Regions from separate parts of the Homo sapiens genome. Here region 1 is linked to region 2. A link is a loop called in an ENCODE intact Hi-C map of the cell type or tissue named here. Cell type or tissue: OCI-LY7. All regions are shown on one strand. Each heading gives the region's core, and the rest is flanking DNA. Links, peaks and the distances in the headings are about the cores only.

Region 1 (15,253 bases), core at 4,774-12,773, 60 kb after region 2:
CAGCTGTACTGGAGGGTGGGGCTTTGGGGAAAAGTCATATCAAAATGAGAGTTTTAGGAAAGTTTTCCATGTGGTTAGTGGGGCAAATTCCTCTCTCTTTGCATGGTTCAAAAACACTTCCAATTGCTTGGAATCTGGCTTGTGTTATTTATTTATTTTTATACTTTTTAGAATTTAGAGATGAGATCTCACTATGTTGTACAGGCTGGTCTCAAACTCCTGGGCTCAAGCAATCTTCCTGCCTTGGCCTCCCAAAGTGCTGGGATTACAGGCATGAGCCACCCCTCTCAGCCTGATGTTTATTTATCTATTTAGAGATGGGGGTCTTGATCTGTCACCCAGGCTGGAGTGCGGTGGCGTGATCACAGCTCACTGCAGCCTCGAACTCCTTCCCTTAAGTGATCCTCCCACCTTGGCCTCCCAAAGTGCTGGGCTTACAGGCATGAGCCACCCCTCTCAGCCTGTTATTTATTTATCTATTTAGAGATGGGGGTCTTGATCTGTCACCCAGGCTGGAGTGCGGTGGCGTGATCACAGCTCACTGCAGCCTCGAACTCCTTCCCTTAAGTGATCCTCCCACCTTGGCCTCCCAAAGTGCTGGGATTACAGGCATGAGCCACCGCGCCCGATCAAATCTGGCTTGTGTTTATATGCACATCTGTAACACACAGACTGGCCCAGGGAGGCCATCAGCCCAGTGGAGTGTATGGTGACCCAGGCTCCCCAGCCCACAGCACTAATGTACTGGGCTGGCGGGAGGTGGGCAATCCCAGAGCACCAAGGTGAGGGGCGAGGGCTGTGAGGTGGGAAGGAGGGAACACAGATAAGAGGTGGTGTAAGAAAAAGCTGGTGACCATCTCACAAGGACATGAACCTCTGGAGAGGCTGCATGGAGCCATTGCTCTTGGAATGGCGCAAGAAGCCATGGGAAGCTTGAATGAGCCATTTATCTGTCAGCTTCTCCCATCTCCCAACTCTCACTGGTCCATGTTCCTTCCTTGGGGTGTTATCTCCCCCATGTTTCTGAGTGTGTTACTCTGTGTTCCTCTGGGCAGCCCCCCGGGGCAGTCAAAGCCCGTGGGGGTCTGCTTGACTCCCACCTGGGTGCTGGGGCTGTAGCTACAGAGGACGTAATGGTGGTCATGTTCCTCTGCCAGGGGAGGCTGAGTGCTGGGTGGTGGTGTGGCAACTGCACCTGCTCCTGGAATAAGCAGCAGAGGCACAGACATCAGGTGGGGACAAGCAGATCTCAGAGGTGCACCTGCTGGTATGGTGCAGTACTTTTATGCTAATGGACAACGGGATATCTTCCTTAGGAAATTGTATTTGTATTTGTTGGGAAATTACTACCATATACTGATTTTTGGTAGTACAAGATATGTTGCTTCCATATGCCAGGAAACTGTCACGATAAATACACATGACATGCCTACAATGTGAAAAGTCCCCTTAGGTGTAATGTCCTTGTGCAGTATTCAACAATGTACAACTGTCCATGGCCTTGAACTGGCCTCATGGGCCCAGTATAAGAGTAGGCTGCCATAGAAAGGTCTCTCCACAAAGTTCATTCACATTTCAATGGAGAGTTGACTTGTTGAAACTGAACACAAAGCTCTTCAGGTTTGCCCCAGAATTCTGGAAGGTGAATCTCCAAGTGGGAATAGATAATGAATGAATGAATAAAATAGTCCAGTCACAGAGATGCCTTCTTTTTCTCATTCCTCTCTATCACCCAAGAACAAAGTAAAGAATTGTTTCCTAGTGTTCCCTGGACGCATGAAACTTGACAACAATGCGGCAAGGTGGTAGGCCTTATTTTTCATGTTTTTTTTTTGTTTGTTTTGTTTTTTTTGTTCTTGAGACAGGGTCTCCCTCTGTCACCCAAGCTGGAGTGCAGTGGTGCGATCTCGGCTCACTGCAACTTCCACCTTCCAGGTTCAAGTGATTCTCCTGCCTCAGCCTCCCAAGTAGCTGGGATTACAGGTGTCTGCCATCATGCCTGGCTAATTTTTGTATTTTTGTAGAGATGAGGTTTCACCATGTTGGCCAGGCTGGTCTTTAACTCCTGACCTCAGGTAATCCTCCTGTCTCGGCCTCCCAAATTGCTGGGATTACAGTCGTGAGCCACCTCGCCCGGTGTAGGTATTATTTTCCATGTTTTTTTTTTTTTTTTTTGTGAGACAGGGTCTTGCTCTGTCACCCAGGGTGGAGTGCAGTGGAGCCATCACAGCTCACTGCAGCCTAGACCTCCTGGACTCAAGTGATCCTCCCACTTCAGCCTCCCAGGTAGCTGGGACTACAGGTGTGCACCACCATGTTGGCTAATTTATGTATTTTTTTTTTTGTAGAGACAGGTTTTGCCATGTTTCCCACTCTGGTCTTGAATTTCTCAGTTCAAGCAATTTACTTGCCTCAGCCTCCCAAAGTGCTAAGATTACAGGCGTGAGCCGCTGTGCCTGGCCATTTTTCATGATTTTACACATGAGGAAACTGAGGCCCAGAAATGTTAATCTGGCAAGTGTGTGATCGTAGCCAAGATCAGAAAAGGCAGGTCTTCTGATCTGAATTCAAGTAGTGTGAGTTACACTAAATCAACTTTTCTCTTGATAAAACAGCTAAAAGCTCAGTCACTTACCCTGGATCATTCATATCATCTCTATAGTGTCATCTCCCTACTTAAAGGCCATCTTAGCAATCATTATGTCAGATTGTCAAGATTCCCTAGTTTTCACTCATTCATTCATTCCTTCATTCCTTTATTCACTTCATATGTGCTATGGTTTGGATACGGTTTGTTTGGCCCCACCAAATCTCATGTTGAAATTTAATCCCCAGTGGAGGTGGGGCCTGGTGGAAGGTGTTTGGATTGTGGGGGAGGATCCCTCATGGATGGGTTGGTGCCTGTCTGGTGGGAGTGAGCGAGCTCTCACTCTTAATTCCCAAGATAATCGGTTGTTGAAAAGAGCCTGGCACCTTCTCCTCTCTGTCTGTCTGTCTCTCTTTCTCTCGCTTCTTCTCTCACCATGTCGTCTGTACATGCCAGCTTGCCTTTGCCTTCCACCATGTGTGGAAGCAGCCTGAAGCCTCACTAGAAGCAGATGCTGGCACTATGTTTTCTGTACAGCCTGCAGGACCATGAGACAAATAAACCTCTTTTCTTTATGAATTACCCAGCTTCAGGTATTTTTTTAAATAGCAACACAAATGGACTAAGACAAGTATTTACTGAATTTCTGCTACTATGTGCCAGACTCTGTTCTCTAGATAAGTAAATAAATATGATTTTCATTGCTTTTATGACAGAAATAATGTGGAAATCATGTAGGCAATTCTTCTTAGCCAATGAGAGAAAGAATAGACTCATAAGATTACAGTGGAAGTACTCCATCGGTGGTCCCGTTTCCATCAGTTTTCTAGGTTGGAGAGAGGCAGAAGACATGAATTTTCTGGAAATGTTATAGAGACAGAGGCAATAGACAGAGACAGGACAGGAAGCTTAATGAGGGTCTTAAAAAAACCAGAACAGGCCAGGTGCGGTGGCTCACGCCTGTAATCCCAGCACTTTGGGAGGCTGAGGCGGGCGGATCATGAGGTCAGGAGTTTGAGACCAGCTTGACCAACGTGGTGAAACCCTGTCTCTACTAAAAATACAAAAATTAGCCAGGCGTGGTGGTGTGTGCCTGTAATCCCAGCTACTCAGGAGGCTGAGGCAGAATTGCTTGAACCTAGGAGGTGGAGGTTGCAGTGAGCCGAGATTGCGCCACTGCACTCCAGCCTGGGCAACAGAGTGAGACTCTGTCTCAAAAAAAACACAAAAAACAAAAAACAAAACACAAAACAAAACAAAACAAAACCCAACCTAGGACAGAATGACACAGCGTGTACAAAAAGGAACTGATATGCCAACTGTTGATCCAGTCTTTCCCCTGGATCAATAATTGGTGCTTTTGTATCCCTGCCCCACCCCCTGACTGCCATCTCCTATAATCTGTGAACCTGGTCCTGTCCTGCCTCTGCTTTGATCCCTCTGTCTGCTGTAGCCTTTAGGAAAAGCCTGGACAAAATCCAGACTCCCTAGAATGGCACACAAGGTCTTTTATAATCTGACCATTCTCTACTTCTCCATTGCATCTCTTGCTCCCCCATCACGGCCTTCTTCATTCCCTCCATCTGGCACGTGTCATTTCTCCCAACATGCAATGTTTCTTGCTCCTGTGACACCCTCTGGAAGCTCCAACACCCACTCCCACCACAGCCCTGCCTTCCCAGCTGTATGTGCGTGTTTATGCATTTGTCACACTCGATGGGGAGTTCCTCACAGGTAGCTAACTCTCCTTCGGTCCCCATAGCACAGTGGTTTTCAATCTGTGCTCCCAGGAGCTGAGGGAGGGGCTTTCTCTCCCGCTATCCTCCCCCTGCCATCTCCCTCACTTCACCTCAATGGGCTCCACCTTTATCATTTGTATATTGAAATTCAGTGTAATATTTCATTTTTTAAAAAGAGTCCCCTGATTCAAAAATATAAATTTAAAAATCATTTGGCCCCTAGCAGGCACTCAATAAACATCTGTCACTTATGAGGTTGGCTTAGGTTAGTGTGGACAGAACACGGGGGCAGCCTTGGGTGGTTTGTGGAGGGCGCATCTACTGGAGGCGAGGCAGGGTTGTCCACTTTTCTTCACTGCAAGCCATGTGGAGCTTACAACGAGTGCAGAGAAATTTTACTTCTGGGGACTCTTCTTTTTTAAACGTGCTATGACTTTCTTTCTTTAATAAATATCCTTTGGCTCAAAGTTGAGGACAGAGATCAGGAGGCAACTCTTCAGCACCAATAGGGAAAGAGTAGACATAAAAATACCGTGATGGAGGAATCTCAATGTGTTCCCAGGAGTTCTGGAAGTACAAGGTAGCCCCCCTCCCTCCCTCCCCACCAAATGAGGGGATTTTGGAATCAGTTAGGTGAGCGTTAGCTCTCAGGTTGGGAGTATCTGTTCAATTCTTGGATCTGTAATTATTCCTGGGTCCAGAAGAAAAAAGATACAAAGTAGTCAAAATAAAATAGACTCTTAATGGATCCATGACTGTTAATAGCCAGGGTGACTCTGTGATTTTTCCATGCCAGAGACCTGTTCCATCAAGTCCGTGTTAAACGCAGGAAGAAAGACAGTATTAACTTCGAAACCCTGGGACACGAAACTACCTCAATTTATAAGTTGAAAAAATGTATTTATCTCTCTTTCTTATGTCAAAAAGAACTTAAGGTGGCTTACTGAGATCCAAGAGTACAGCGAGGAGGAATAAAATTAAAGTGGAAGAGAAAAGGAAAGGAAAAACAAGAATGAAGATATTAAATGAAGCTTGCAGTTAATTTTAAAAAGTGCACAGATAGGCCATAATGCTGATACTTCATTTTTCTTTCTCTGCTAGACGAGAGAAACCTGATAAATTTGCACAGGGACAGATGCTCAGGGGAAAGGAAAGAGCTCTGCCTTGCACTTGTACAGAAAGGAAACAAGGCAGCAGAGGCAAGACCAATGGAGAGTACGGCAGCAAGACAGAAAGGGGCAGAAGGCGACAGAACATGCACGCTGGGGACATGGAAATTTCTAGAAAGAAGGCGCAAGCAGGCACGATTTCGGCCAATCCTAGTTGGTCTGCTGTGGTAGTGGGATGACTTACTGGATATGAAAGATTGGAGGAAAAGACACCAAAATGGTCTTGTCTGACCTCAATACCACCCTATATTTTTATTTTACTGTATGGTTTATAGAATGTTTCACACATATTCTTATTACAGACTTGATTTTTCACATTTAAGTAGCCAACACTACAAAATATTGTCAAGCCTTTTTTTTTTTTTTTTTTTTTTTTTTTGGCTGGGCAGCTTTATTGTAGGCATGCATATTATTTGTAATAAGGTTCATGAATTATTGAAGGGTAGGGGGGTGCAGTGTGGTCTCTTAGAAAAGGCATTGTTTTGGAGTCTGAAGAACCTGGATTTAAAATTTAGCTCTTCAACTTGATAGATGAGTATGAGTGACTTTAATTTATCTAGAAAATGAAGATGTAACCCACATATCTCTTATCCAGGATATGCTTCATAAATGCTAGCTATTGCTGAAAATGGTTTATAATATCCCCATTACTTACTTTTTTTTTTTTAGACAGAGTTTCACTCTTGTTGCCCAGGTTGGAGTGCAATGGCACGATCTCGGCTCACTGCAACCTCTGCCTCCCAGGTTCAAGCGATTCTCCTGCCTTAGCCTCTTGACTAGCTGGGATTACAGGCGTGCGCTATCACACCAGCTAATTTTTTGTATTTTCTTAGTAGAGACAGGGTTTCGCCTTGTTGGTCAGGCTGGTCTTGAACACCTGACCTCAGGTGATCTGCCCACTTTGGTCTCTCAAAGTGCTGGGATTACAGGCATGAGCCACCATGCCCCGCCCCCCGTTACTTCTTTTTAGGACCCAAGGTTGGGGACCATTAGTCTATGTGCAGTCGTGCCTTGTTATCTGTGGGGGACTGGTTCCAGGAACTGTTGGTATAATGCCTACGTGACATAGCTGAATTTCTCCTTTGCTCTAACTCTGCTTATCTTTAAGAAACAGGACACCGGCGATAAAAAGTTCCCTTTGTAACCAGACCAGCTGAGACCAGTTACAAAGCCTACCCCAGGTATCCGACCAGATGACTTCAAAAAGACCTCAGGCTTCATTATAATCTAATTTCCATGCTAAATGACACTTCCACCAGTGTCATGACGGTTGCCAGTCCCCGTGACAATGACCAGAAGGAGCCATAAAAGGACAAAAACAAGGGAGCCCCTCATTCCAAGAAGTGTACCGCCCAGTTCCAGAAAAGACATGGATATTCCTCCTCTTGCTTTTAATGTCCAGCCATCATTAAGGAAACCCTATATGATAACCCCCTCACCCCTCACTAATTGAGAAGTTGATTTGTGAGCCAAGCTCCCGCTTCTCAATTCCATGGCCATCGAATAAAGCCTGCACCACTTGACACTCACTTTCGGTGTTGTGTATTGGTTTCACTGCACCAAACAGGGAAAGACCCCATTTTTGTGGGGGACCAGCTCTGTTGGTAACAGAACCCCCACCGTGAATATCAAAATCTGAGAATCTGAGGATGCTCAAGTCCCTGATATAAAGTAGTATAGCATTTACATGGAACCTATGCACACCTTCCATGCACTTTAAATTATCTTTGGATGACTTATAATACCTAGCATAATGTAAAGGCTTTGTAGAGAGTTGTTGTACTTTATTGTTTAGGCGATAATGATGAGCACAAAACGCCTGCATGTGTTCAGTACAGACACAACCAACAAGTTTTTTTTTTTTTTTAAATACTTTCAGTCTATGGTTGGTGGAATCCACAAATGGGGACCCCACCGGCATGGAGGGCTGACTGTATTTCCTCCTGTACAGACAAGCTACTTCTAGCTGGTGGAGAGGAAATTATTCACTCATAGTGATGTGGTCTAATTTAGTTCTCAAGTTTTTTGACCATGACCTACAATAGGAAATGCATTTACGTTGCTACCCTGTACACACATACTTACCTATAACTGAAAAGAAAAAGTCCTGAAACAGAGTTTTTTTCCATTCTTTTTGTTTGTTTGTTGTTTTTTTTTATTATACTTTAAGTTCTAGGGTACAAGTGCACAATGTGCAGGTTAGTTGCATATGTATACATGTGCCATGCTGGTGTGCTGCACCCATTAACTTGTCATTTACATTAGGTATTTCTCCTAATGCTACCCTTCCCCCTTCCCCCACCCCATGACAGTCCCTGGTGTGTGATGTTCCCCACCCTGTGTCCAAGTGTTCTCATTGTTCAATTCCCACCTATGAGTGAGAACATGGTGGTGTTTGGTTTTCTGTCCTTGCGATAGTTTGCCCAGAATGATGGTTTCCAGCTTCATCCATGTCCCTACAAAGGACATGAACTCATCCTTTTTTATGGCTGCATAGTATTCCATGGTGTATATGTGCCACATTTTCTTAATCCAGTCTATCATTGATGGACATTTGGGTTGGTTCCAAGTCTTTGCTATTGTGAATAGTGCTGCAATAAACGTACGTGTGCATGTGTCTTTATACCAGCATGATTTATAATCCTTTGGGTATATACCCAGTAATGAGATGTCTGGGTCAAATGGTATTTCTAGTTCTAGATCCTTGAGGAATCGCCACACTGTCTTCCACAATGGTTGAACTAGTTTATAGTCCCACGAACAGTGTAAAAGCATTTCTGGCCAGGCACGGTGGCTCACGCCTGTAATTCCAGCACTTTGGGAGGCCAAGGCGGGCAGATCACGAGGTCAGGAGATCGAGACCGTCCTGGCTAACACAGTGAAACCCTGTCTCTACTAAAAATACAAAAAATTAGCCAGATGTGGTTGCAGGTGCCTGTAGTCCCAGCTACTGAGAAGGCTGAGGCAGGAGAATGGCTTGAACCTGGGAGCCGGAGCTTGCAGTGAGCCAAGATCTGCACCACTGCGCTCCAGCCTGGGCGACAGAGTGAGACTCCATCTCAAAAAAAAAAAAAAAAAAAAAAAAAAAAAAAGCGTTGCTATTTCTCCACATCCTCTCCAGCACCTGTTGTTTCCTGACTTTTTAATGATCGCCATTCTAACAGGTGTGAGATGGTATCTCATTGTGGTTTTGATTTGCATTTCTCTGATGGCCAGTGATGATGAGCATTTTTTCATGTGTCTTTTGGCTGCATAAATGTCTTCTTTTGAGAAGTGTCTATTCATATCATTTGCCCACTTTTTGACGGGGTTGTTTGATTTTTTCTTGTAAATTTGTTTAAGTTCTTTGTAGATTCTGGCTGGATATTAGCCCTTTGTCAGATGGGTAGATTGTAAAAATTTTCTCCCATTCTGTAGGTTGCCTGTTCACTCTGATAATAGTTTCTTTTGTGGTGCAGAAGCTCTTTTTTTTTTTTTTTCCATTCTATTTAATGAAAAATGGCTGGTCAAGACTCACTAAATTAATTTCATGACCTACTAGTGGATCTCAGTCTACAGCTTGAAAAATACCTGGTCTAAGCCAGGTGCAGTGGTGTGTGCCTGTAATCCCAGCTGCTACTGGGAGGCTAAGGTGGGAGGATTGCTTGAACCCAGGAGTTTGAGGCTATAGTGCACCATAATCACTCCTGTGAGTAGCCACTGCACTCTAGCCTGGGCAACACAGTGAGAACCCATCTCTGAAAATAAATAATTAATAAATAAAAATTTTAAATAAATTAAACTGAAAACAAAAAGAAACAAAAAACCCACTGATCTAAATAGCCTTGTTCTGTAAATATGTGTGGTGTATATGGATTTAGTTCCATCACAACTTTCAGACCAAGAGTTAATGAGTTATTTCATTTTTAAAAATCAAAGTAAATTAACCCCCAAGTGCCCACTCTCTAGAGATTATTTAAAAAAATATTGGTCAGCATTGTGGTTCTTTCCTGTCACCTTCTTGGGGTCCTGCACCAGTCACAGGGTCTCATGCAACCTGGAATTTTGGGGATGGCCTTTAGTTCTTGGATCTGATTTCTTTTCTTTTTAAGAGACAGGGCCTCCCTCTGTTGCCCATGCTGGAGTGCAGTGGCATGGTCATAGCCCACTGCAGCCTTGAACTCCTGGGTTCAAACAGTCCTCCCACTTCAGCCTCCTGAGCAGCTGGGACTCCATGCCATCATGCCTGGTTAATTTTTAGATTCTGTTGTAGAGACGGGGGTCTCACTATGTTGTCCAGGCTGGTCTTGAGCTCCTGCCCTCAAGCAATCCTCCTGCCTCAGCCTCCCAAAGCTCTAGGATTATAGGTGTGTGCCTGGATGGATCTGGTTTATTGTGGGTTTTAAGAGATAGAGGACAACACTACTCCCATAACAAGCTGGCCCAGACAGGCTTGCTGAGGTGGGACCCAGACCCAGGACACAGCCCCCTAGGTGTAGCATGCAGGCCAGTCCCTGAGATACTGCCCCCACATGGGGTCTGCAGTGCAGCAGGTCCCTCCTTTCCTGGGATTCACTCCTTACTCCCTTCCAGAAATAGGAGAATTTTCTTCTAAGCTACTCTTATTTGCCAAGCAAGTGTGAGAGCATCTTCCCTATCCGGACTATGACTCACTGCTTCTTATCTCTGTCCTGCAGCCCTGGAAGCCCCAGGTCTCCTGGGATCCAATCCTTATATGCCTTGAATGCCCATAGCCAGGGAATAGATGGTTCATGGGCCCATTGTTCCACCTGAATGTGCCATGGAAAGCACAGTCAGCACCCCTGGCTGCTCTCCATAACCAGAGTGGAGAAAAAGGGATCACTGGCGGGCATGGTGGCTCATGCCTGTAATCCCAGCACTTTGGGAGGCTGAGGCAGGCGGATCACTTGAGGTCAGGAGTTCGAGACAAGCCTGGACAACATGGTGAAACCCTGTCTCTATTAAGAAAAATTACAAAAATTAGCCAGGCATGGTGGTGCGTGCCTGTAATCCCAGCTACTCTAGAGACTGAGGCAGGAGAATTGCTTGAATCCAGGAGGTGGAAATTGCAGTGAGCCAAGATGGTGCCACTGCACTCCAGCCTGGGTGACAGAGTGAGACTCTGTCTCAAAAAAAAGAGATCACTGAATGGAGTCACATTCGACCTCACTGCAGAGAACATGCAAATTTTCCTCCATCCATGTGGAATTAACTATGTTTAGTTTTGATCTCATGTGCTTGACAAAAAGCAAAAAGCAATGCTGCTTTCTAAGGCGTGAGCTTAAGGAGTAAATAGATGTAGTGATTTTTCCCCCATCTCTGTATTTATATTTTTAAGGGAGTTGAGAATGAAAAAATTTTCCTTCAACCCTTTCCTCTGTTCTCCAGATCTCTCTTGCCCACTGCTTATACCTAAGAGGCCCATTCTGGAGGTGTGCACGGGAGCATGATGGCAGTACCACCTTCCCCAGAATCCACAAGGGGTTTTGGGATGCATAGACCAATATACAAAATATGTACTCATGTGAGAATTGGGAGCTTACTGATTGGCCACCAGGTTGCCCTAGGCCTAAGCTACAGATAACGTAAAATCAAGATAGACTTGGATGGTGAAAATGGTGACAATGAAGTGTTTAGCTTTCTATGCCTTCTGTACTTTATATTTATAGTTTATAAAGTGGGAATTTCTTGCCCTAATTCTTCTTTTTTTCTTTCTTTCTCTCTGTTTTTTTTTTTTTTTTTTTTTTTTTTTTGAGAAAGAATCTTGCTCTGTTGCCCAGGCTGGAGTGCAGTGGCGTAAGCTTGGCTCACTGCAACCTCTGCCTCTTGGGTTCAAGTGATTCTCCTGCCTCAGCCTCCAGAGTAGTTGGAATTACAGGCATGTGCCACCATGCCTGTCTAATTTTTGTAGTTTTAATAGAGATGGTGGTCTCACCATGTTGGCCAGGCTGGTCTTGAACTCCTGACCTCAAGTGATCCACCCGCCTTGGCCCAGAGTGCTGGGATTATAGGCATGAGCTTCTCTTTTCTTTATATGAATTCTATTATTGCAATCATTTATGCCTTTATCTAAATTAATATACCGGGAAAATTCTACTAAAGTTATGTTCTTTTATGCTTTTATAATGATGCCTTGTGTATATCTTTATTGATGTAATTATAATACAATTGTGTTAAATCTATCAATCAATGAGCGGGTATGTGCCAACTTAATTTCATAATCAAATTGCTTAAAACCAATAATAATAACAATAAATCTTATAAGCAGAGAGAGGTAAAAGGCATATTACATACATAATAATAAAGACAATAATGACAGGCAACTAGTTTTTCATCCGTAAAAACTACAAGCCAGAGTTGGAGCACCATCTAACGGATTTTGTAAATGGAATTTGAGAGTCTCTGTATTTTAGTAGACAAATATAATCCATTTACATTTATATTGCTTACTGATATGTTGAGTTTTTTTGCTATCATTTATTCTGGGTTTCTCATTTACCATGTTTCCCCACAACCCCTCCCTGACTTTCATTGACTTGATTGGGTTTTTCATTATTTTCCTTTACCTACCTGTATTAGTCTGTTCTCACACTGCTAATAAAGACATACCTGAGTCTGGGTTATTTATAAAGGAAAGAGGTTTAATGGACTCACAGTTCCACATGGCTTCTGGAGGACCTCACAATCATGGCAGAAGACCAAGGTAGAGCAAAGGGATGTTTTACACGGTGGCAGGCAAAGAGAGCTTGTGCAGGGGAACTCCCCTTTATAAAACCATCAGATCTCCTGAGACTTATTCACTACCATGAGAACAGCATGGGAAAGACCCGCCCCCATGATCCAGTTACCTCCCACTTGGTCCTTCCCATGACACAGGAATTATGGCAACTACAATTCACGATGAGATTTGGTTGAGGACACAGCCAAACCATATCACTGCCCACATTATCAAATTAACAAATTATCTATTTGATGTTCTCAATTTTTAACACAGATATTTACTTAGATTTTAAGGTCACTTAATATTTCCGTTCTTCACCTTAACAATAGAAAGACCTTAGAATTCTTCAAAATCGACCTTCTATCTCCTGTGTTATCATTTTCTGGTACTTTAATTCTTGTTTTTACCCCTGACCGTCACCTCATTTTTCAGTACTATTATTATTTATAGCAAACACTCATTTAGATTTACCAGTGTATTTACCACATGCTTCTTGTATACCACTCAAATTAATTCTTCCTATAGTATATTTTAAATCAGTTGTTTCAGGTAAGTCGGAATAGTAAACTTGCTTGTCTGAAAACACTTTTATTTTGCTTTCACTCTTGAATGACAGTGTAATTGGGTCTAGAATTCTAGAGAGACAGTTATTGTTTTTCTCAGAACTTTGAAATATTATTTCACTGTTGTTTGATTTCTGTTGTTGAAAAGTCTTCTCTAGTATAATTGCCATTCTTTGAAAAATAACCTGGTAGTTTTTAAGGCTTTTTTTTGTTTGTTTTTGTTGATTTGCTCTTTCATTACAATGTGTTTAGATGTGATTTTGTTTTTATTTTTCTTGCTCAGGTCCTGATAGGTTTCTTTAATCTGAAGACAATTTCCTTCTCCCATTCAGGAAAATTTTCAGGCTTTACATTTATCTCCCTCGCGCTCTCTTTTTTTTCCCTCAACCTCCTGGGCTCAAGTGATCCTCCTACCTCAGCCACTCTAGTAGCTGGTTCTACAAGCACGTGTCACCATGCCTGGCTAATTTAAAAAAAAATTTTAGTAAAGGTAAAGTCTTGCTGTGTTGTCCAGACTGTTCTCAAACTCCCAGTCTCAAACAGTCCTCCTGCCTTGGCCTTCAAAGTGTGGGATTATAGGCATGAGATGCCGCACCCAGCCAAGCCTGTACATATAAAACCCTTCCTTGCCCCTTCTAGGTTCTTCTGGTGTTTCCTTTTGTAATTGTTAATATCCATATTTTGGTATTTCTCATTCTATCTTTCATGTATCTTTGCCTTTCTTTGGTATTTTCATCTAGATGCTACAGACTCTTTTTTAGATTTGTATTTCAATTCACTAAGTTTCTATTCAGCTGGGTCTAGTATACTGTTTTCCCATTCATTGCATTTTTAATTTCAGTAACTGTATTTTTTATTTTCACAATTTATATTCAATTTTCTTTAAAAAACATATTCCTTTCTCATATTACTCTGTACTTATAATTTCTATACCTTCTTTCATGTCTAAATATTTTAAAGAAACATTTTATAATATGTTTTAGCTTATTCTATTACCTGTAGTTTTGGGGAGTGCAAATTTCCCTGTTCATTATTCCTTGTGACTTTCCCTTTCTTCGTGAAGTCTAGAAATTTTTCTTGTGAATTTACCTTCAGTGAGGGTACCTAGGCTGCCATGTATTCTAGGATGTCTTAGTTTGCTAGGGCTGTTATAACAAAATACCATGGAATGGTGGCTTAAGCAAAAGACATTTCTTTTCCTTTTTTTGGAAGAGTCTCACTTTGTCACCCAGGCTGAGTGCAGTGGCGTGATCATAGCTCACTGCAACCTCGAACTCCAGGGCTCAAGTGATTTTCCCACCTCAGCCTACCCAGTAGCTGAAACTACAGGCACACACCACCCCACCTAGCTAATTATTTGTATTTTTAGTAGAGACGGGGTTTCGCCATGTTGTCCAGGCTGGTCTGGAACTCCTGAGCTCAAGTGATCTGCCTGCCTTGTCCTCCCAAAGTGCTGGGATTACAGGTGTAATTATAATTAATAAAAGACGTTTATTTTCTCACAGTTATGGAGGATTGGAAGCCCAAGATCAAGGTGCTTGGTTGCTTTCTCCTGAGGCCTCTGTCCTTGGCTTGCAGAGGGCTGCCTTTTTGCTACGTGTTTACATGGCTTTTCTTCTGTGTGCGTACATCCCTGGTATTTCTTCCCTTATAAGGACACCAGTCATTATGATCTCATTTAACCTGAATTTCCTTCATAAAAGCCCTGCCTCTAAATACAGTCATCTTGGGGGTTAAGGCTTCAACATATGAAGTTTGAGGGGACACAAATCAGTTCATAACAGGGGTAAAGAAATATCTCTATAGGACAGTTTTGCATGTGCCTCTGCTGTGTTTCTAGTGGTTTCACCCATTCCAGAAGAATTTTATATTAATTTCTGATCTTGGGGGTTTTCTCACCATACCCAACTTATAAATTCAGATCTCACACCTCCATTTTGATTTATGGCGGGTGGCTCTTTTTTCCAGGGACCAGAGTAGACAGCAATCTTCTCGTTCTTCCTCAGGCAAGTGGGAAGAGTTTTTCAACTCATAGGTTCATGAAAGGAATGGAATCTGAGACTCAACGTTATGCAAGAGCCTCCCTTCCCATGGCCCTGAGCCTAACTCTCCTGTCTCAGTCCACGTGTTAAAACTCCAACTCCCAGCCAGTAAGACCTTCATCTGGGGATGGTCCCCTGTGGGCCATGCTGCTGCAGCTCTTAATTGCCTCTCTGGCTTTGCTCTCTTTTTTATTTTGGATCCGTTTCCTAAAACTTGTAAGCTGGGCTCTGCATTTCAATCTATTTTTAGGGGGTTCTATTTTATCTTGAATGTTTATGTGTTTAGAGAAAGATGGTGTGAGAGGGCAGTAAATCTCTTTCATGTCTATATAATTCACTATATTAACCAAAATTCATGCTGGAAAGCTTGTCTGTCTTCAGTGGTCCCAGGCAGCGGCGGACAGCAGTCTTTCAGTGTCAAAGCTCATGTCC
Region 2 (15,253 bases), core at 4,903-12,902:
GGTACAGGCTTCAGGCCCACAGAAATGAAAGGCAAATAGCTTGAGTCGGAATCAATGATTAGTTCTTCCCCGGCTCTGTGACTGCGTAGATGTATGGTCTTACATGGAGAAGTTTGTATCTTAGAGTCTCTATAGATGCCCCACCCATTTCATACATCTATTAGGAATACGAAAGGTGCAGAGGTAAGTGAGAATGCTTCTTATGCTATAAACCTGTGAACCACCACATGGATGTGAGTTACTGTGTGGTGTAAAGAATAACAAAAAATATTAGATATACTGGTTTTGCTGTTTTTAACAACTGAAAGTGCTACTATTAGGTGTCTTACTAATTGTATTCACAGTAAGAATAATGAGCAACTTGATCTTTCTACTTTGAGAAGAATGCTTAATTATAGATAAGAATAGGTAGAAGTGACCTAAATTCAAAAATATTTCCAAAATCAGCAATTCATGGTCAAGATGAACTTAGCACTTAAATTATGTGACTCATTAGTAATAACTTTCTAGGTTGTGCCATACTAAAATTCATGTTTTTCTCTCATAGTTATGTATTATTCTATAACAAAACACTTTTATTTTTCTGTTTGTAAAAGTAATATGTATTCATAAAGATTCAGATGATATAAAAATGTCATAAATTAGCAAGAGAAAATCATTTATAAATGTCTTCTCTTTAGCTACTTCAAAAAATATTATAAAATAAGTAAAACTTCTAAGTTAATATAAAGAAATTTTATGAACAAGCGTTACCTGTGGGGATTTTAATCTCTCATACATGTGGTTATTTCAAAAGAATATGATCACATTGCATAAAATGTACATTTTTGTTTATGATACATTTCTAACTTATCAACTATTAGTTCTTGCAGGGAAAATGTCTTGCCAATATGTACTTGAGAAGACCATCCTTTTCAGTTGAACAACAAGAACCAAAATGTTAATCAAATATGTCCAGTGACTTTACAATTTGCAGAGCAACTGAGAAATATAGAAATTGGGCTGGGCATGGTGGCTCACGCCTGTAATCCCAGCACTTTGGGAGGCCGAAGCGGGCAGATCACGAGGTCAAGAGATTGAGACCATCCTGGCCAACATGGTGAAATCCCATCTCTACTAAAAATACAAAAATTAGCTGGGTGTGGTGGCACGTGCCTGTAGTCCCAGCTACTTGGGAGGCTGAGGAAGGAGGATCACTTGAACCCGGGAGGCAGAGGTTGCAGTGAGCCAAGATCGTGCCACTGCACTCCAGCTTGGGCGACAGAGTGAGACTCTGTCTCAAAATAAAAATAAAAATAAAAATAAAAGAAATATGAAAATCGTTAGTAATGGGAATGATGTGAGGAACTCAGTATTTTTAAGCTGTTAGATGGTAGGGGGCGAGAGATAAAACCTTCACGGCATATGCTTACCTTGTAGATCATTAATAAATACAGGCAACACTATGGCTCTGACTTTACACAGCAACAGTTCATCTACATTGCCACAAGGAAGTAGCCAGGGATATTACTAATTTTAAATACCAGCCCGTCAGCAAGAATGAAGCTGAAATTCAGGGCTGTTCCAAGAAAGGGCAGAAACATGCCAGGAGCGCTGAGTAAACTTTCAGTCTGAATCCATGTGAATTACTGGGGAGTCCTGGATTTCGAAATTCTTTTGCGGTTCACACCACCCACGTGTCAGTAAACAGGCTAAGGCTAAGGCTACTCCTGTTCTATATTGCCACCTAGTGGATAATGATACCCGCGTTCCTTCGTGCATTTGCTTCAGAGAGACTTGCCCTAGTTAGCAAACCAGCTGATGAATATTATTTGAGACACAAATGAACTAACCTTTGAGTTTGTTTCCTTTGGACTTTGAGATGTCTGTTTACTGAAGCGAATGTGGCATTTCATCATCTTCGATCAGCCTGTAGGAAAAAATAAGCAGCATTTATAAATGGCATCTCTTCAAGAATTAAAAATGCATAAAGGTGGTAATATTTCCACTGAGTAGCCGTCAGTAATTAAGTTTTTAAATTTCTCTTTTTCTCCTTCTCTGTCTTTCCTATTTACTTTTGAACCTTTAATTACTATACTGTGTCATTTCAGGCAAAACAATGCTAGACCCAGGCTTCAGGTTCCATTGTTGTAGAAACAACGTATTAGTGGATCCTGATATCAATATGAGCAGCATCAAAAAAAGGAAAGATCTATTTTATTTGTTTATTTATTTATTTGAGACGCAGTCTTGCTCTGTCACTCAGGCTGGAGTGCAGTGGCTCGATCTCGGCTCACTGCAAACTCCGCTTCCTGAGTTCAAGTGATTATCCTGTCTCAGCCTCCTGAGTAGCTGAGACTACAGGCACGCACCACCACACCTGGCTAATTTTTGTATTTGCAGTAGAGACGGGGTTTCAGCATGTTGGCCAGGCTGGTCTCGATCTCCTGACCTCGTGATCCGCCCACCTTGGCCTCCCAAAGTGTTGGGATTACAGGCGTGGGCCACTGAGCCCAGCCTAATTTTTGTATTTTCAGTAGAGACAGGGTTTTGCCATGTTGGCCAGGCTGGTCTCAAACTCTTGACCTCAGGTGATCCGCCCGCCTCGGCCTCCCGAAGTGCTGGGATTACAGGTGTGAGTCACCACACCCGGCCAGATCTATTTGAAATGATTTGAAGAGGCCAGGCGTGATGGCTCACACCTGTAATCCCATCACTTTGGGAGGCCGAGGCGGGTGGACCACCTGAGGTCAGGGGTTCGAGACCAGCCTGGCCAACATGTCGAAACCCTGTCTCTAGTAAAAATAGAAAAATTAGCTGGGCGTGGTGGTGTATGCCTGGAATCCCAGCTCCTTGGGAGGCTGAGGCAGGAGAATCGCTTGAACTTGGGAGATGGAGGGTGCAGTGAGCCCAGATCACACCATGGCACTCCAGCCTGGGTGACTGAGTGAGACCGTGTCTCAACAAATAAATTAATTAATTAATTAAATAAAAAATGATTTGAAGAACCTCTTTACTGTTTTCCACTGTATGGTCCCACTTACCGGAGATATCTAAAATAGTCAAACTCATGGAAGCCAGGAGTACAATGGTGATTGCTACTGGGGAAGGCTGGGGAAGGGGGAATGGGGAGTTGTTCAAGGGGATACAATTTCAGTTATTAAAGATGAATAAGTTCTAGAGATCTGCTGTGCAACATTGTGCCTATAGTTTACAACATTGTATTGTACACTTAACCTGTGAAGAGGATGGAGCTCATGTTACGTTTTTACCACTTTTTTTTTTTTAAAGATAATTAAGGAAGACTATGAACAAAAATAAAAAAAGAGAAAGATTAGACTAGAATCTAAAATGTCAGAAGGGGCTGGGCATGGTGGCTCATGCCTGTAATCCCAGCACTTTGAGAGGCTAAGGTGGGTGGATCACTTGAAATCAGCAGTTCGAGACCAACCTGGCCAACTTGCTGAAACCCTGTCTCTACTAAAAATACAAAAATTAGCTGGGTGTGGTAGTGCATGTCTGTAATTCAGCTACTAGGGAGGTTGAGGTGGGAGGATCACTTGAACCTAGGAGGCGGAGGCTGCAGTGAGACAAGATTGCACCACTGCACTCCAGCTGGGTGACAGAGTGAGACTCCGTCTCAAAAATAAATAAAATAAAATAAAATAGAACAAAATGTCAGAGTGCTTCTCACAGGTAGAGTAAGTGTTGCTCTGTGAAACTTCTGTTGCACACATGTGTATTTGTGTATACTGAGGCATGATGTAAAGGGCTTTTCTTTCTGTAGGTCAAGTTCAAAAATGTTTAGAAGCTTCTGTTCTATTGTTCTAAAAAATCAAACTAAAGCTAAAATCCTCCTTGTATTTCAAATGAATTAGGTTTTCTTGTATATAAACAGGTTTTTATATATAGAATGATATATTCTATATATATATTCTAGATATAGAATATATCATATATATATATTTCCTTTTTTTTTTTTTTTTTTGAGACAGAGTACTGCTCTCTCACCCAGGCTGGAGTGCAGTGGCACTATCTCAGTTCACTGAAGCTTCTGCCTCCCAGGTTTAAGTGATTCTCCTGCCTCAACCTCCTGAGTAGCTGGGACTACAGGTGCCCGCCACCACGCCTGGCTAATTTTTGTATTTTGAGTGTTGGTCAGGCTGGTCTCGAACTCCTGACCTCGGGTGATCCACCCGCCTCGGCCTCCCAAAGTGCTGGGATTACAGCGAGCCACCATGCCTGGCCAGTTTCTAAATATTTCTTTCCTTTCTTTTTTTTTTTTGAGATGGAGTTTTGCTCTTGTTGCCCAGGCTGGAGTGCAATGGTGTGATCTCAGCTCACTGCAACCTCCGCCTCCCAGGTTCAAGCAATTCTCCTGCCTCAGCCTCCTGAGTAGCTGGGATTACAGGCATGCATAACCACACCTGGCTAATTTTTGTATTTTTAGTAGAGACGGGGTTTCTCCATGTTGGTCAGGCTGGACTTGAACTCCCGACCTCAGGTGATCCACCCACCGTGGCCTCCCAAAGTGCTGGGATTACAGGTGTGAGCCACCGCGCCTGCCCATATTTCTTTAAAAGGCTGTTAAAATGCCCAAGGTAGTAAATGGGATGGAATTTGAGGCACATAAATGGGAACTCTATGCTCGCCAGTCCAGTCTATTCTTTTCTCTTTGATGCTGGGGTAACATATGACTGATCTCTGGAAGTTCCATCATGATGACGCAAAGCCATTCAAGCAAGACAATCCTAGTTTTGAATTTCAATGCAGAAACTTGCTAGCTGAGCTTCAGCATCCTAATCTGAAAATGAGAAGCCAATAGGTGATGTGCCCACCTCATGGTAGGTGCTCAACATAAGTAGCTATTAGAAATAGCACGAGTTGCCAGGTGCCACGGCTCATGCCTGTCATCTCAGCACTTTGGGAGGCTGAGGTGGGAGAATCACTTGAGCCCAGGAGTTTGACACCAGCCTGCACAACATAGGGAGACGCTGTCTCTACAAAAAATAAAAATTAGCCGGGCACAGTGGCTCACGCCTGTAGTCCCAGCTACTCAGGAGGCTGAGGTGGGACGTCAAGGCTGCAGTGACTGATGATTGCACCACTGCACTCCGGCCTGGGCCACAGAGTGAGATCCTGTCTCAAAAAAAAACAAACAGAAAGAAATAATATAAATCACTAATTCACAGATACCATTTAAATAGTTGCAGGAGCCTTCATTGCCCTAGATTTCTATATCTTAGAACTGTAAATATCCCTAAACAATTTAAAGCCTACAGCTGAGCCTGAACCCCAACAAGGACTTTTTTTGTTTTTGGGGCAGTCTGGCGAGACCCTTAACTCTATTCTCTTACTCTGTTTACAACTATGTTATTTATTACCAATCTCAGTGGAACTGCTTTCCTTCCTTGTGTAGAGCCTTACATATTTCACAGAGCACACGGGTCCCTGGTAATTTTCCTTCTCGAAGCAGGGCACCCTCCTGCTGCCCAAATATCAGGACAGTGTTCTGCGTGAGTGGGACGGGCCTGGAGAGGAGTGACGGCCTTCCCTTCCACGCGGTCTCTCTCCTCAGTCGTCCCTCTCTGCTTCCTCCTTCCTTCGCCCACCTGCTGCAGCTTATCCCAGAGGAAGTGGAACTGACAAACCATTGCTAAAAATACCCCCAGCTTGCCTCCTCAAGGGGGTGTCCCGTGAGGAAATGAGAAAATGAACGAGCAGTCTATAAGACCAACGAGGGCTACAGAAACACCAGAGGCTGTTTTTATGTTATGGATCCACTTCCAGTAACATTAGGGGCAGGGACTTGGTGAGGCAACCATGGCCTGCCCCTTACCAGCTGTGTGGCCTCAGGCAAATCATCAAACCTTTTGAAGCCTGGGTTAATTCATTTGTAAACTGGAAAATAATACCTACCATTCACAGCGTTCTTTAAGAATCAAAGCACACAGGCACTGTAGTGGAGACCTTGAAAACATCCTACCTACTATAAGTGATCCATAAATACCAATGGTTGAGTTTAAAAAATTTTTAAATTATTTTATTTATTTTTTTTAGGGAAGGTCTTGCTCTGTCCCTCAGGCTAGAGTGCTGTGGTGTGATCATAGTTCACTACAGCCTCGAACTCCTGCCTCAAGCCATCCCTCCGCCTCGGCCTCACAAAGCGCTAGGATTATAGGCACAAGTCACCGTGCCGGTCCCAAAGGTTGCTATACTCATATCTCCTCAGATTTTTTTGCCTTCGAAGGACCAGAAAAGTGGTGCTCAAGTTAAAGTTAAAAAGTTGAAGTTGGCCGGGTGTGGTGGCTCACGCCTGTAATCCCAGCACTTTGGGAGGCTGAGGTGGGTAGATCTCCTGAGGTCAGGAGTTTGGGACCAACCTAGCTAACATGGTGAAACCCTGTCTCTACTAAAAATACAAAAAATAGCCAGGTGTGGTGGCACACGCCTGTAATCTCAGCTACTCAGGAGGCTGAATCAGGATAATAGCTTGAACCCGGGAGGCGGAGGTTGCAGTGGGCTGAGATAGTGCCACCGTACTCCAGCCTGGGCAACAAGAACAAAACTCCATCTCAAAACAAAACAAAACAAAACAAAAAAAGTTAGTTTCCCTTAAGTTATAGTTAAAATGTTATGCCCTTTAACACCCGTGAGTTGTGGGGCAAATGGATGAAAGGCAAGAAATTTGGGGCAGAGGAGCCTTCTTGGTACAGACTCTCATATCACATCGTGTAAATTGCAGTGACATTGCACTGTATTGGGTGACTTTCCGTACTTGAAATTTGGCTTCACAGTGGCCAGTGTCACGATGAGCTCCATGATGGTCTAGTATTCCATTTTAAGTTAACAATGTTTTCAAAGCACAGAGGTTGCTTACCACTTTATGAGTCTCACTGGAATACTGTCTGCTCATCTGCTGGAAATCACCTTCTCCCTTAGTTTATGTCCTTCTGAGTCATAGAAGGCAGGCAGACCTCAGGTGCAAAAGGCATTGATGGTAAAGGTGTGGGAGGAGGAGGGACATAAGAGACTGGAGGAGAAAGGCAAGGCGTGGGAGAGACAGTGGAGAGCTGGAAGAGGAACTTTCTTATTGTGTTTTTAGGGGAAATGTTTCATCAAAGGCTGCTGTGCCTACCACTCCTAATGGATGAGATGATTTTAGGTGGTAAACAGTTGAACATATGAAATTTCAGAACAAAAAATGAAAAAAGATGAAAATAAAATAAATTTAAAAAAGAAATAAAATGTCAGGTCATGCGTGGTGGCTCACACCTGTAATCCCAGCACTTTGGGAGGCCGAGGCAGGTGGATTGCTTGAGTTGAGGAGTTTGAGACCGGTCTGGGCAAGGCGGCAAAACCATGAGAACAGATTGGGGTTGGGTTGGGCTCAGTTTCTGACATAATCGTTCAGGATTGGAAGGCATGTGAGGCAAAGGTCCTTAGGAGTAAACTTGTCTAATAAACGAGCTCTTTGCCCAGGTAAGCAAACTGCCTGCCCAAATACATTGATTTGCAGGAATTTTCTGAAGCAAATTGCCAAGTTACATATTGGCTTACAGTCTTATTTTCCTGGGCGAGTGTTTCCTGGAAAAAAAGCTGTGTCATATTGACATTGATGGACTCAGTGCTTATAATTATTTGTTTAGTTAATGTGTGTTTGAAAATATATAACTAGGCCGGGTAAGGTGGCTCACACCTGTAATCCCAGCACTTTGGGAGGCCAAGGTGGGCAGATCACCTGAGGTCTGGAGTTCCAAGACCAGCCTGGCCAACATGGTGAAACCTCGTCTCTACCAAAAATACAAAAATTATCCATGTGTGGTGGTGCACGCCTGTAATCCCAGCTACTTGGGAGACTGAGGCACAAGAATCACTTGAACCCAGGAGGCGGAGGTTTGCACTCCAGCCTAGGCAACAGAGTGAGACTCTGTCTCAAAAAAAAAAAAAAAAAAAGGAAAGAAAGAAAGAAAAGAAAATATATAACTAGTGACATTTTGAGGTGGATGATTCAAATAAAATAAAAAACTAAACAAAAAATAAAAAAAAAAGTAAATATATAACTAGCATATCCAACCACTGATCTTGAAGGTAATATTATTTAGGGCAACACTGAAGAATATTGGGTTTAAAGTTAAAAACTAAGTGATTTAAAGAAAAATACATTAAATAACTAATAGTACGGATGATACTTATTTATCTATGACAAAAATTGTGACCACTATAAATGAAAGACTGAAATGTGAAAAGCACGGCTCAACACTGTCAGAATATCTCGGTAGGGTCTAGGCTAGAGGACAGCCCTAGCACAGGGGAAGGTGTGTAACTCATAGGTGAATCATCAGAAAGAACCAGGGGAAGAGAGTGGGGTTGCAGAGCTGGTCACCTGATCTGGGAGGGACATGAACACCCACTGGGTTTGGTGTCATTTCTGTTGTGCAAATGAACTGAGAATTAGAAAAGTCCCCCTGGCTGGAAACAGAGTTTGTAGTGGACCTACTTGGGTCTAAAGCTTTCAAATAGGAAGTAACAGTTGGGTTGGAAGATCCCATGAAAGGCGGTTGGGTTCCCCAAGAGAGGCACCTGCCATCGCGGTCACCAGGCCCCACTGAGAACAGGCCAGGTGCCAACTGAACAGCATAGTGAAGAGGGGCTGAAATTCATTTAAGGTCAAGCCAGCCTATATGGCTTGGTGAGGAATATTTTGGACAAACTGAGAAGGACAGAAGGCAAAGGCAAGGGCAGCTTCTGGTTTTCTAGGAGTCTGAGCCAAAGAAACTTCCAGGGTGGAGCTGGTATAGGGAAAAGGTAACATCCAAATCAATGCAGGCCAAGGTTAGCTTGAATCCAAGAAGAGGAACCTTTGGGACCAGACAGGGTAGGGCCTTAGGTAGAAACCCCAGCAACCAGGGCAGAATTCTGAGCAACTGCTGTTCTCAGGTGGCTGCTGAGACCAAATAAAGCTTGGTCCTGAGTCAGCGGCTGATGTAGTAAAAAGGGAGCAAGCACGGATGTGGGTTCTGAAAGTTGCTAAGAATCTCACTACCGGGAATCACCTGGGGGCCTAAACCTTAGGTAGCTTTACCAGCATTCTATTCCAGCCAAATCCTAGAGTAAAACCTAGAGAATCCTGAAAGAAGACATTCTAAAAGTAACCGTAGGCCAGGCGCCATGGCTTATGCTCATAATCCCAACACTTAGGGAGGCCGAGGCGGGAGGGTTGCTTGAGCCCAGGAGTTCAAGGCTGCAGTGAGCCAGTGAGCTTGGGAGATAGAGCGATACCTTGTCTCAAAAAAAAAAAAAAAAAAAGTAATCCTAGCCCTAGTACCTTTCCTTCAAGACAAGGACAAAATATTGTTGATATTCTGCAAATCCACGATTTCTAGTGGTTCTTGTAACAGCTGCAGTGTTACTCACTGCCTTGTTAACTCCTTGTTAGCTCCCCCGACCAGTGTTGCACGTTGCACTGTGGCTGGAGCATGGCTGCATGGTCAGACTGTTTAGGTACACATGAATGTTCCATCATTCAGTACTCAGAGCACCTCAGACAAGTCACTTACCCTCACTGAGGCTGAGATTTTTGCATTTGTACCTACTTCGTGGAGGTACTGTGAAGTGGGAGTGACAGAATTTATGTAGAATGCTCAGCACATGGTGAGCACGTCATAAATATTAGCTGTTAGCTCTTACTTTATTTATTCATTTATTTATTTTAATCTTTTTTTTCTTTCTAGCTCTCATTTTAATAAAGCTTTAAGGGGATTTTTGATTTGGGATTTTTACTTCCCCTGGACCTGGAGGAAGAGAAAGGAAGGTCAATGAGAGCGTGATGACGGTGCAGAGGCACCTAGGCAAAGCTCTGTGGCCTTTGGGAAAAGACACTACTTGGCTCAGGGCATTAAATACATGTGTGACCTTAATTCTTCTGTCAAAACAACAACAACAAAATCCCCAAACTATGAAAAGCCACAGACTTCTAGGAATAGAAGACAAAAGGAGGAAGGAGGAGGAGGAGGAAGATACCAAGGGGAAAATGATGTGAAAAGCTGATTTTGTAGCCCTGAGCATATAGGAAAAGCCTCCATGGTGATGACTTCTTTGAATAAATGTTGCTTAAAGAAAAAGAAGGCACCAGAAAGAGCAGAAAACAACTGGGTGAATGAAAGAAGAATGTCATGCAGAGGAGAGGTATGTGCAAATGCAGATATTCCATGAAAAGCTATAGCTTTTTTTTTTTTTTTTTTCTTTAGGGAGTTTCACTCTTGTTGCCCAGGCTGGAGTGCCATGGCATGATCTCAGCTCACTGCAACCTCCACCTCCCAGGTTCAAGCGATTCTCCTGTGTCAGCCTCCTGAGTAGGTAGGATTACAGGCACCCACCACCATGACTGGCTAATTTTTGTATTTTTAGTAGAGACAGGGCTTCACCATGTTAGCCAGGCTGGTCCCAAACTCCTGACCTCAGGAGATCTACCCACCTCAGCCTCCCAAAAGTGCTGGGATTATAGGCGTGTGCCACCACACCTGGCTAATTTTGTCTTTTTAGTAGAGACAGCGTTTCATCATGTTGTTCAGGCTGGTCTCGAACTCCTGACCTCAGGTGATCCACCCACCTTGGGCTCCCAAGGTGCTGGGATTACAGGCGCGAGCCACCGCCTGTATAGATTTTATGTGAGTATAATTGTAATTTTGTGAAACATGTATCTACATTCATAATAATTAGAAGAAAATTTAGAATAATTAAAATAAATTGTTCGGTAAATATTTAAAGATACTTAATCACCTAAAAAGTATAAAACAGCCTATAATCCCAGCACTTTGGGAGGCCGAAGAAGGTGGATTGTTTGAGTTCAGGAGTTTGATACCTGCCTGGGCAACATGGCAAAACCGAATCCCTAGAAAAAAAAATACAGAAAATTAGTCAGGTGTGGTGGCGTGCCTGTGATCCCAGCTACTCAGGAAACTGAGGTGGGAGGATCGCTTGAGCCCAGGAGGTTGAGACTACAGTGAGCTGTGGTTGTGCCACTGCACTCCAGCCTGGGCAACAGAGCAAGACCCTGTCTCAAAAACAACAACAACAACAACAACTGTTTAAACAAAAAAAGACAAAACTGTGTTCCCATAGGAACGTTGTTTTTGTTGAGTCCCAGGCTATAACTTTTTTTACAATTTTATTTTATTTACTTATTTATTTAGGATACAGAGTTTTACTGTCAGAGGCTGGAGTGCAGTGGCACAATCTCAGCTCACAGCAACCTCTGCCTCCCGGGTTCAAGGAATTCTCCTGTCTCAGCCTTCCGAATAGCTGGAGTTACAGGCACCCGCCACTACGCCTGGCTAATTTTTGTGTTTTCAGTAGAGACAGGGTTTCACCATGTTTGCCAGGCTAGTCTTGAGCTGCCGACCTCAGGTTATCTGCCCATCTCGGCCTCCCAAAGTGCTGGGATTACAGGTGTGAGCCACAGCGCCTGGCCCGAGGCTATTATTTTTGATAAGAAAATGTTTTGTGATTTTGCATTTGCCTAGGAAGGCAATGACTGACACATCTGACACATTTATAATCACAAATTAAAACAAAAGCACCAGAACTCCCCAGGTCAGATAGGATGCTGGGTATGCCAAATTGGAGCATGCAGGATGTCAGACGACTTCTCTGAGGGCACTTATATTTCCTTATTTCTTTATTCGCATCTGGTTCTCCTTTGTTACTCTGTAATGCCCTATACTTCTCCAAATACAGCACTTACCCACTGTATTATAAGTACCTGTTGATTTGTCTCTCTCTCCCCCTTGAACTGCAATTGAAAAAAGTAAATGATAAATATGAGTAGAATTAATGAATTCAACAACAATTTATTAGATACCTAGTGTATGACAGACAGCTTTTAGGCATTGGGGTTTGGAGCACAGTGGCAAATAGAATCCCTGACTTCATGGAGTTTTTATTGTAGTCAGAGGAAACAGATCATAACAAGGAAATAGACATCTTCACTACCTCAGATAGTGATAAGTGCTATGGATAAAAATAACACAGGGGGCTGGGCATGGTGGCTCACGCCTGTAATCCCAGCACTTTGGGAGGCCTAGGTGGGAAGATTACTTGAGCTCAGGAGTTCGAGACCAGCCTGGGCAACATGGCGAAACCCCATCTCTACTAAAAATACAAAAATTAGCCAGGCACGGTGGTGGGCGCTTGTAATCCCAGCTACTAAGAAGCCTGAGGTGGGAGAATCGCTTGAACCCGGGAGGTGGAGGTTGTAGTGAGCCAAGATTGCATCATTGTACTCCAGCCTGGGCGACAGAGTGAGACTCTGTCTCAAAACAAACAAACAAATAAAGCAATGGGGAATGCTGGGGTAGGGGAGCCCTGAAGAAGCAGCAGGAATAAGCCCCGTGGACAGCTGGTGGAGGGGGCATCCGGGCGGAGGGAGGGGTTGTGCATATGCCAAGGGCCAGGCATGGGCATTTGTGTTCCAGGTATTGGGGGGTGGGGCATGGGGAGGCCGTGAGAGGACAGTAATCAGATCAAAGAGATGTAGGACCTTGCACGTCACTACAAGGAGTTAGCTTTCTTCTCTTCTTCCTCCTCCTCCTCCTCCTCCTCCTTCTTCTTTCTTTGGCTAAAGCTGTCCTCCCCTCAGCCTCTTGAGTAGCTGGGACTACAAGTGTTCACCACCACACCTGGCTGGCCTTCTATTCTGAATGAGTTAGGAGTCAATGGGAGGTTTTGAGTAGGAAGAGATATGATGTGGTTTTCCATTTGGAAAGGACCCTGTGGCTGCTGAATTGAGAATGGTGTGAGAAAGTAAAGACTGAAGCAGAAAAACAGTTTGGAGGCTACTGCAACAATCCAGGCAAGAAGTGATGGTGGCTTCATCATGGAGGAAGGGAGCCACTCAGGTTCTGGATAGCCTGGGAGGTTGAGCAAGCCATGAAATGGGAGAGAAAAAGAGGAATCAAGCCTGATTCCGAGACTGCTGGCAGGAGCGCCTGGAAGGATGATGGTTACCTTCTCTATGGAGGGGAAGGTATGGGAGAAGACAGCATGGTGTGTGAAGAAGTCCAGAAGTTTGGTTTTGGACATATTAAGTTTCAGTTGCTTAGTAGATATATCTTTCTTATTTATGTTGAATTCTCCATCCAACTTAGAGGGTAGACAGGGTTTCTTTTTCAGTATTACAATCTAACAGGAACTGAGAACTTACAGAACAGACCAGTAGGAACTGAAACAGTAGAAGGGTTGGGGAAGAGGGTTTTGAGTGTTTTTGTTTAAATATAAGGAGACAAATTTACATCCCACAATCCGTTTTCCTTCAGCAACTAGTAGTACTTTTCTCGCAGTCTTTAACAGCTAGCCAGGGCCACTAGCTCTCAGTGTTGTACTCCCTTGGACTAGGTAATTCTGAAGGAAAGATCAGAATAATGAGAAGTATGTGGGTCCTATTGGGAAAGGCAGCCCACCATGGACCCTGAAGGTCCCTGCCTGTTCTTGCTGAGTGTGCTGGATTTTTTTTTTTTTTTTTTTTTGAGACGGAGTCTCACTCACTCTGTCGCTCAGGCTGGAGTGCAGTGGCGTGATCTCAACTCACTGCAACCTCCGTTTTCTGGGTTCAAGCTATTCTCTTGCCTCAGCCTCCCGAGTAGCTGGGATTACAGGCATCCACCACCACGCCTGACTAATTTTTGTATTTTTAGTGGAGACATGTTGGCCAGGCTAGTTTTGAAACCCTGACCTCAGGTGATCCGCCCTCGTTGGCCTCCCAAAGTGCTGGCATTACAGGTGTGAGCCACTGCGTCCAGCCGAGTGTACTGGATTTTAAGACTGATCTGTCTCCTGATACTGAATGGTTTCTCTGGTTAGTCACACAGGCAATTAAGCAGGTCAAAGTGGAGAAAGACTGGCTTATTTGCTGCTTGCTCAAGGGCTGGGCCCTTAGCCCTGGGTTCCTCTCCTGTAATGCAACCCACTGCATGCGCAGGTATCATCTAGGACTATCATGTCATCCCTGTGTTGTGTATGGGGAAGGGAACTAGTGCAAATATGCTCATGTTGTTTGCTGTGCTGTGCTGTTAGTAATAAAATCCTTTGTCTCTGACCCAAGAGTCTTATGTCTTCTGCCAGCATCAATGAAACAGTTAACAGTGTAAGTTGGAGAAAGTTCCAGAGCTTTTACAGTTCTTGACAGGCCTCATCTCTCTCAAAGGAGTCTAAAGCTCCATCTGGGATTAAGGGGTAGCTTGGGGTGAAACATGATGGGGATCTGGCCAGATGCCCCAGGTCCAGCTAGGAAGGAATCCATTTTCTCTTGGGGACTTTGGTACTGAATGAAATATTTGGAGATGGGAGCAAAATGAAGGAAACAGATTATATGAAGTTTAAGGGATTAGGCTAATTTCCAATTTGTTGATACTCCTTGATTCAACATATAGTGGTAAACATGAGTCCTTTTGTAATCCCTTAGGCTTAAGTAGAAGATGGGGACAGGTGGAAAGTGCATTTTTAGAGTAAAGGTAGCAGATAATGATTGCTGAAACAAAAGAAATCCAAGTCCACTTTTGCCTAGGGAGGGACAGTTGGCCAGGCCACAAAAAAAAAAAAAAAAAAAAAAAAAAGAAAGAAAGAAAGAAAGAAAAAGAGCAGGGCCTGAATTTTTACAAAGAAAATCAGTTCGCCATTTCCTTTTAAGAAATTTTAGCCTGGCTAGACCACTGGTGTGCTGACTCTCCTCATTCACATTAATTACTATGGAGACCACCTCCCTTCTGTGTGGTGCTGATGCCCAGTGAGGGACCATCCAGCAGATGCCTATGGAAGTGCTGGGGGAAGTACAAGGCCTAGAAGAGTTTATTTATTGTCTATGGGAACACCAGAAGGAGATATCATTTCAGTAAGCATCACCTTTTAAAAATGGACAGTACTGGCTGGGCGCGGTGGCTCAGGCCTGTAATCCCAGCACTTTGGGAGGCCGAGGCGGGTGGATCACGAGGTCAGGAGATCGAGACCATCCTGGCTAAAACCGTGAAACCCTGTATCTACTAAAAACACACACACACACACACACACACACACACACACACACACACACACACTCACAAATTAGCCGGGCTTGGTGGTGGGTGCCTGTGGTCCCAGCTACTCAGCAGGCTGAGGCAGGAGAATGGCGCGAACCCGGGAGGCGGAGCTTGCAGTGAGCGGAGATCGCACCACTGCACTCCAGCCTGGGTGGCTGAGCAAGACTCCGTCTCAAAAAAAGAAAAAAAAAAGGACAGTTCTA

The links. Peaks named below come from ENCODE experiments on the same cell type or tissue, not always from the same donor. Only the 100,000 strongest peaks of a DNase experiment are listed, where the experiment ranks them.
Region 1: it touches region 2 in a loop (7-fold over the local background); 14 of 110 quality-filtered maps call a loop at or near these places.

What each region holds. Positions count from the first base shown.
Region 1 is chr18:9,000,557-9,015,809 of GRCh38, reverse strand. No RefSeq gene overlaps it. Among named protein-coding and RNA genes, the nearest start is that of NDUFV2, 95 kb to the left of the region's middle. In OCI-LY7, for the core only: no CTCF peak of the experiment used is centred there; DNase peaks (open chromatin) are centred at 7,469 and 8,499; H3K4me3 peaks cover 286 bases; H3K27ac peaks cover 2,887 bases.
Region 2 is chr18:9,060,252-9,075,504 of GRCh38, reverse strand. LOC124904243 (a long non-coding RNA gene) reads left to right here and starts at 9,714. Exons shown (of 2, transcript XR_007066278.1): 1 at 9,714-10,167; 2 at 12,747-14,074. RefSeq lists an enhancer at 8,634-8,853. In OCI-LY7, for the core only: no CTCF peak of the experiment used is centred there; DNase peaks (open chromatin) are centred at 5,664, 8,484, 8,934 and 9,534; H3K4me3 peaks cover 1,901 bases; H3K27ac peaks cover 7,939 bases.